Linked DNA regions of Homo sapiens: region 1 is linked to region 2. Evidence: chromatin contacts called from ENCODE Hi-C or POLR2A ChIA-PET data. All regions are on one chromosome and are shown on one strand. Each heading gives the region's core, a stretch centred on a gene start or an enhancer-like site at or near the end of the contact. The rest is flanking DNA. Distances are from core to core; before and after follow the strand shown.

Evidence for each region. Hi-C counts contacts between places; a loop is a spot of excess contacts on that map. ChIA-PET counts read pairs that join two places held with the same protein, here RNA polymerase II (POLR2A). Pooled maps may share reads with other maps.
Region 1: a loop to region 2 is called in a pooled map, with 2.5 times the contacts of the local background. The contact joins two enhancer-like sites. A Hi-C loop is called at or near these places in 1 of 50 pooled maps. POLR2A ChIA-PET finds 5 or more read pairs at or near these places in 5 of 52 experiments (BJ, HEK293, WTC11 and 1 more).

What each region holds. Positions count from the first base shown.
Region 1 is chr14:101,790,498-101,795,756 of GRCh38, reverse strand. The region is part of intron 3 of PPP2R5C (protein phosphatase 2 regulatory subunit B'gamma); the gene reads right to left. It overlaps LOC124903388 (a long non-coding RNA gene), which reads left to right. Exons shown (of 2, transcript XR_007064349.1): 2 at 1-681. Among named protein-coding and RNA genes, the nearest start is that of PPP2R5C, 31 kb to the right of the region's middle. RefSeq lists an enhancer at 5,159-5,228. Within about 2 kb of position 3,730, at least 6 of the 41 ENCODE cell types and tissues checked have a DNase peak (open chromatin) inside an H3K27ac peak, as active enhancers do.
Region 2 is chr14:101,991,586-101,994,085 of GRCh38, reverse strand. DYNC1H1 (dynein cytoplasmic 1 heavy chain 1) reads right to left here. Exons shown (of 78, transcript NM_001376.5): 11 at 2,413-2,500. Among named protein-coding and RNA genes, the nearest start is that of DYNC1H1, 28 kb to the right of the region's middle. RefSeq lists enhancers at 963-1,102, 2,471-2,500. Within about 2 kb of position 1,250, at least 2 of the 41 ENCODE cell types and tissues checked have a DNase peak (open chromatin) inside an H3K27ac peak, as active enhancers do.

The DNA of each region.
Region 1 (5,259 bases), core at 2,481-4,980, 200 kb after region 2:
GTATTCAAAAGCCAATTTTAAACAATTCAAGTAAATTCTAACAATAATGTAATGACTTCTTTCACAAAAGACCAAATACTCGGCAACTCTTTTGCCCCAGGGTCTCTAGTTAGTTAGCCGATAATAAGTCCTACATTATTCTGCTATAACTTTGACTTCTCCTAGTCTTTTCTTTTCTAAAAATGGCCTCAAAAAACAAGTCCATGATTAATTTACTCTTCCTATAAGTATCTTAAAAAAAAAAGGTCTCTTTATTTAACACTTCCACCTTCCAGTCCAAAAATGTTAAATGAAGGCATTAATTCAGAATAATCTTACAATGAACAGGTCTGAGGGCTATATTCAACCTCACTGGTTAAAAAAAAATAAAAATATGAAATACCTTTTTCTACTTATCAAATAACTACAACTTTTACATGATCTCAGCATTGGAGAGGTATGATGGACAGGCATCTCACATACTCTGTATGTGGTGCTACTCTCTGGAAAGTGTGTAGACAATATCTATTAAGGGTTTTTGAAAATGCCTGCTCTTTGATCCAGTACCTCCTTCATCAAGCTTAAGGAAAGGTTCAAAGATGTGAACAACAACGATAACAAAAGATTAACAGAACAGTATCATTTATAATAGCTGAAAAACTGGGGTATCCACAGAATGAAATAATAAACGGTTGCTAAAAATCATGCCTCTCGTTCCCACTAATGTCAGAAACAAGACAAGTATGCCCACTCTCACCACCACTATGTAACATTTTACTGAAATTGTTTTACTGAATTTATTAGTCAACTGGAGAGAAAGACATGTGAGTTTACAATTATAAACAGAGGTGAAATTATGTGCAGATGCTCTAATTAATACCTGAATATTCAAAAGAATCAACTGAAAAACTGATGCAAACAATCAGGTAATTCAGTAAGGAAGCAGGTTATGAAAGCAAGGCCCCCAAATTCAATAGCCTTCATATAAACAACTAATAACTAGAAGACACAATGGAAGAAAAGACTCTATTTACAAGAGCGATGATAATGATTATCTAGGCATTAGCTTAGTAAGAGACATGCAAAACCTACAAGGGAAACTTAAAAACAGCCTTAAAGGACATGAAAGTGGCCTTGGAAAATAGTCATAGCATACTCTTAGAGGAGGCACACATCACAAGATGCCAGCCCTCCCTCAGATATTTGCAAAATGTAACAGGATCCCAATAAAAATGCCAACAGTAGCCAGGCATGGTGGTGCGTGCCTGTAATCCCAGCTACTTGGGAGGCTGAGGCAGGAGAATCATTTAAGCCCAGGAGTTCAAGACCAGCTTGGGCAACATCGCATGGAACTGTCTCTAAAATAAATAAATAAATAAAGTCAACAGCTGTTTCTTTCTGCAATGACTATGGGTCAATTCAAAGTTCCAACTGTTTGCAGTAATATCAATATTGTTTTTGGGAACTGTTTAAGAGAATATACCCATAATTACATTAGTGATGCTAGAAATCAACATTTTCAGTGTAAGACAGAGATAAAACTATGAAAGCCAAGAAATAAGTGAAAGTGATAGGAACAGGAAGCAGGGAAGTTCTGGGCAGAAGAGGGCACGTCCCTTGTGAGGGCCCTAGCCTCAAGCCGAAAAGCCTGGAACCTTGGTCCAAAGTGAGAACATGCATTCCTGTTTCCCCACTCGAATGTTGCCTTTTCCAAAACCACCCATGGCTTGCCCCGTGCCTCCATCCTGTGCCCATAAAAACCCCAGGCTCAGCTGGTAGAGAGAAGAGAAGCAACTGGACATAGGAGACTAGAGTTGGATGTTGGAAAGAAGTGGCTTGACTTCAGAGGGACAACTTGATGGCGTAACTTCAGAGAAGAATCTGGCTGGAGACAGCCAGACTTCAGGGGAAGATTACCTTCCCACTCTGTCTCCTTTTTAGCTTCCCTTCCCACTGAGAGCCACTTTCATTGGCAATAAAATCCCCTGCATTTACCATCTTCAATTCCTTCATGCAACCTCATTCCTCCTGGATGCTGGACAACAACTTGGGTGCCATGAGTATGGGTGTAAAAGGTTGTCCCACTGACCCTCCACTGAGCTGTTAACACTTAAGTCATCCATGGATGGCAGAGCTAAAAGAGTACTGCAACACTTTCTCTGGGGCTTCAGGGATCACAGGGACCCCTGAAGACGCTGCCATGGGGCTGGTATGGGGTTTGCTCCTGCTGGTGCCCAAAAGTGCTCCTGCACCAGCTCACCTGCACTTCCCCTCCCACGAGGGGTGGAGCAGCGAGTAAGTGGAGATCGCCCTTGCTGGCGCTGAAGGGGCCAGCTAGTTCCCACACCCACGCAGTCCAGTTCCTGCCCGTGAAGTGGTCAGGGAAATATCCTGCTTCAAAAACACTATAATGTTAAAATTAAATTTAAAATATCAATATGAATGTACGATTCAGAAAATTTATATCCTCGCTCCCTCCATTGAAAGCATTTAAAAGTAATGTCAGACCAGTAGCAATAAACATCCCTCTGACCCAGATTTTGGTTGCTAATATATTTACTACTGAAAGGAACCAGGGCTCTTTGAAAAATAGCTGATTTGGCCAGGTGTGGTGGCTCATGCCTGTAATCTCAGCACTTTGGGAGGCCGAGGTGGGTGGATCACTTGAGGTCAGGAGTTTGAGACCAGCCTGGCCAACATAGTGAAACCCCATATTTACAAAAAATATAAAAATTAGCTGGGCATGGTGGCACACGCCTGTAATCCTAGCTACTTGGGAGGCTGAGGCAGGAGAATCATTTGAATGTGGGAGGCGGAGGCTGCAGGGAGCCAAGATTGCACCACTGCACTCCAGCATGGATGAGACCATGAGACTGTCTCAAAAAAAAAAAAAAGAAAAGAAAAATGGCTGATTTGAAGTCTGGGGAAGAGAAGGTATTAAATGAGCCCAAGGGATGTCTCACTGTGTCAGAAATCAAGGAATCAAAAATAAATGAGGCTATGTAAAAAAACAAAAACAAACAAAAAAACACACGAGCTACCCTAAAGGGCACTTAATGATTGCAATTATGCCATCTGAACACCAGAAAGACTAATGCTTTTGGTACATGAAAACACACTGAAATCAACAATATATTAGTCCACAATGATATTAAAACAAAGAGAAAGCTAGAAAAAAGCTTCAGCTGTCACCATTAGAGGGAACTGGTAATAAAAGACAAAGAATTAAGCTTATCCTTCTTTTTCAGTAGGAGCTCCATTTCAAGATAACCAAGTATCTCTGGTTGGTAAGAAAAATCACTGCTTTCAGAAGAACGTTAGAGTAAATGTTGAATTCGCTAGTGAAACTGAAACTACTGACTCAGGCAAGGATTATCAACTGTTGTTCAAGACATTAGCACATGGTTGACAGGGAATACACATTGGTAGGATGCCAAAATATACACTGCAGACTATTACTAGTACTTTTTGAATTGTAAAGGGAAATATGTAATTGTTCAATAGAGATATCAATCTGTCATCAACTGAATTCACTAGTAAAACTGAAAATTTAGCATCACTTCTGATGATAGGCAACCAGAGGCTATGCATCTCTCACAATAATGTCACTATCTCCTAAGTTATAAAGCGTTGCCTCTGATGTATTTCAGCCAAAAAAGGTTTCCATTTACAGGAACCGCAGTGGGGTAAGTGGGATATATTGCAGAACAACTGGGTCGGTTGATTTAACAAACCAGTGTTGTGGTTTAAGGCACTCCCAGATTGGCAGTGCCTCCAGGTGTCTGGCAGAGCAAAAACAAATCCCTATTGAAGAAGACACTTTGATTCTAGGTTTCAATTTATTTCACATATCTGAATACAATGACCAATATACAATAAAAAAAATCAGGTACACAAGGAAATAAGACATCATGAACAAAATGTGTCAAACACCTCAGATACTAGTGTGACCTGACGCAGGCTATAAAACAGCTGCGTTTACTATACTTATTTAGTATACTATACTAAACTTGTATACCATACAAGTTTTGATGGTATGTTCAAGAGAATAGGAAAATATTTTAAAATGGCACTGCAGACTGAAAAAAGAACCAAACAGAACTTTCATAAATGAAAAAAAAAACCCTGAAATTAAAAGCTCAAAAGAAGGGTTTGACACATATAGACAAATCTGAAGATTTACAACGAATAACAAAAATTGAGAATAAGCGTTTCAAAACTTTCGTATCAACTTAACAGGGTAATCTTATGTCTACTGACTATAATAATAAAAACACTATTTTATACACAGTGTATTTTGTACTTCACTTCTGTAATAATTTATTTTTACTGTATTTTATTTTCTGTTAAAATAAAGGACTCATATCTGGGAAAACATACTGTTACAATTCAACAAGAAGAAGACAACCAACTTAAAAAAAGACATCTCATCAAAGAAGAGAGACAAATGGCTAACAGGCATATGAAAAGATGCTTAAAATTTCCAGTCATTGGGGAAAGGCCAATGGAAACCACAGTGAGACACCATTACACACCCACAAGAATTAAGCTATAATCGAAAAGACAATAATAGATATTGGCAAGAATGTGGCCACATCAGAGCCCTCATACATTGTTGGTGGAAATGTAAAACAGTACAACCACTTTGGAAAACAGTTTGGCAGTTTCTTTTTCTTTTCTTTTCTTTTTTCTTTTTTTGAGACGGAGTCTTGCTCTGTTGCCCAGGCTGGAGTGCAGTGGTGTGATCTCGGCTCACTGCAACCTCCACTTCCCAGGTTCAAGCAATTCTCCTGCCTCAGCCTCCCGAGTAGCTGGGGCTACAAGCGAGTGCCACCATGCTCAGCTGATTTTTTGTATTTTTAGTAAAGATGGAGTTTCACCGTGTTAGCCAGGATGGCCTTGATCTCCTGACCTCATGATCCGCCCGCCTCGGCCTCCCGAAGTGCTGGGATTACAGGCGTGAGCCACGGTGCCCAGCCAACAGTTTCTTAACAAGCTAAACATAAATTTACCACACAAGCCAGGAATTCCACTCCTAGGTATCTACTCAAGAGAAATGAAATATCTGCTCGCACAGACTTCTATGCAAATGTTCACAGCAGCACTGTTACTCATACCAGCTAAGAAACAGCCCAAATGTCCATTAACTGGTGAACGGATAAACAAAATGTGGTGTATCCATCTGACTGAATATGATGCGGCATTAAAAAGAAACAACACAGATGAACCTCAAAAACCTTACAGCAGGTGTAAAAGACTACCTATGGTATGACTTCGCTT
Region 2 (2,500 bases), core at 1-2,500:
CATGACCAAAATGGCATTTAAGGGATAACATCCACTTACCCTGGCCACAAGTAACCAGAAAGCCTACTTATATTTAACTCATCAAACCAATACAAGAACATTAATGACAACAGAGAAATTTGGCAATGCAAAAACAGCTGAAAAGTGCACGAAGCCATTTGCTCATTTTAACTATCTGAGTGCCTGTTATGTGCCAGGCACTGTTCTAGGTACAACAAGCAGATAAAAATCCCTGCTCACAGGGACTTACACTCTATGGGAGGAGAGACGCGATTAGGGAATAAGCAAAACACACAGAATGTCAGGTGGTGAGAGAGAACTACGGAGCAAGAGTGAGAAGGAGAGGGAGTGTGGGCACAGCATGGGGAAGGCTGCATTTTCAGTAATGACGTCAGGAAAGGCCTTGCTGAGAAGGGGAGAATTGCGAGAAACCAGGAGGAGAGGGGTAAGTTGTGATTATTTGCCATCAAGGATTCTGAGTTGAGATCAACAAATGTGAAGGCGCAGGGGCAAGAGTCTACCGGCATGTTTGAGGACCAGCAAGACTCCAGTGTGATGGGGCAGAGCCAGTGAAGGGAGAAGCAGCAGGAGCTGAAGTCAGAGAAATAATAAGCAACACATTACACGGGCCCAGCAAGCCACTGGGGCTTTGACTTTCATGATGAGTGAGATAGGAAGTCATTCAAGGGCTCCGAAAAGAGTGTCAGGATTGACTTAGAATCTAAAACTTGCTTTGGCTGCTGTGTTGAAAACAGATTTTAGGGAGGCAAAGGCAGAGAGAACAGATAGGAGGGAATATTAATAATCCAAGTGAGAGGTGATGGTACCTTGTACGGAGTGGTGCCAGTGAAACAGCTCAGCATTCATTTTCAAGAGACACACAATGGGAATCAAGGACAATACCATGATTTTTGGCCTGAATGAGCTGAAGGATGAGAAGTGAAAGACTGAGGGAAGATCAAACTTGGGGAGGCAGGGCTCAAGAGGTGCTCAGTGTGACGCGACTCCGAGATAGCCAAGTGGAGATGCCATGCTAGTAGCTGCCCAGACAAGCCTGGAGTAGGGAGAAAGGTCAGCTGGAGATACGAACACAGAGCTGTCAGCCTGCAGGTGGCATTTAAAGTCAACAAGACTAGATGAGACCACAATGAGAGTGCACAGGAGTGGAGAGGGAACAGAACATTTAGAGGGAGTTTAAGGGGAAGGCAAAAGAGGAACCGAGAAAGGAGACCAGCCACTGAGGTGGGAGGAGAACCAGGAGGCACGGTGTTCTGAAGAGTCCAGAGCATCACGCAGGAGGGAGCCTCCATCAAGTCTTGCAGTTAAGAGGTGAGACAAGGACAGAGAAGCCCCCTAGTCAGCAGGGTGGGGCTATGGGCGATCACACAGAGCAGTGCTGGAGGAGGCTGGATGAGTGCCTGAGAAGGGAGCTTCCTTATGAAGATTGCAGGGGACATGGGGTCCCGTTTAGGTGCTGAAAGAAGACCCAGAAGAGAGGGCAGAACAGCTAAACGAGAGTGAGGGGATGGGCTCTAGGGAAAAAGGAGACTGCTGGCTTTAGTTTGTTAAATTTGGAGATAAGCAAGAGAACAATGCAAATAGAAACACGGCTGGTTAAAAACAGGAGTAACATGATGAGAATGATGCTAAGGATTGTACGTAGACTCCTTGAAGGGCAGAAGCCAATATCCATAGCTTGGTTCTGATTAGCTGGACAGTGCCCAGCATTAGGTGAAACATCACCACGATTTTAGCCATAGGCAATTAACTACCTCAAAAAAAATCCTTAAAGATCTGAGTTTATATTCAAAGTTAAGAAAACGGTTAATGTCTTATCACTAAATTCTGGAAGAGTCTGCAATAGCAGAAGTTGTGCCATCTTTTTTTATGAAGCCACTGGTTCTGTTCAGAAGTGACACTGGGGACTAAATGGTCTTTTGAGATTTCCTTTTGTTCTAAAAATATACTAAGAGTATATTATATCTGAGATTTGCTTCAAGATAATCTGGTGGGGGTGGAGAGGTAGGAAAGAAAATATAAATAACATTGTCCACATATTGATAAAGCTGTGTGGTGGGGGGCTCTTGATTCCCTCAACTTTTGTGTATGTTTTAAAATTCCCCTAATAAAAAGTGGGGGGTGGGGAGGAGAGGGAGAAGCAGGAATTGAGATTCCCAAAGATGCTCATGGACAGGAGTTCGAAGAAACTACTGAGACCAAGCTACAAATGCCAAGTAACTAGTTGGAAAAAAAGGTCAGGGCACAAAAAGCCTCCCTAACTTTCCCCTGGGATGTCTGGAGTTTGTAAACAACATCAAGAGCTTATCTAAAGAAGCACCATGAAGAAGTGGTATCACAGAGCCCATGAGAGTCCTGGTCAGAGGCGTGTGCCTCGAGTCACCAAAGGCTTACCTGGTACCTCTGACTCTGGATCCTGGGGAGAGACAGTACAACCATCTTCCAGGCAAACATTTCCTGATACAGCTTGTATCTGCACTCT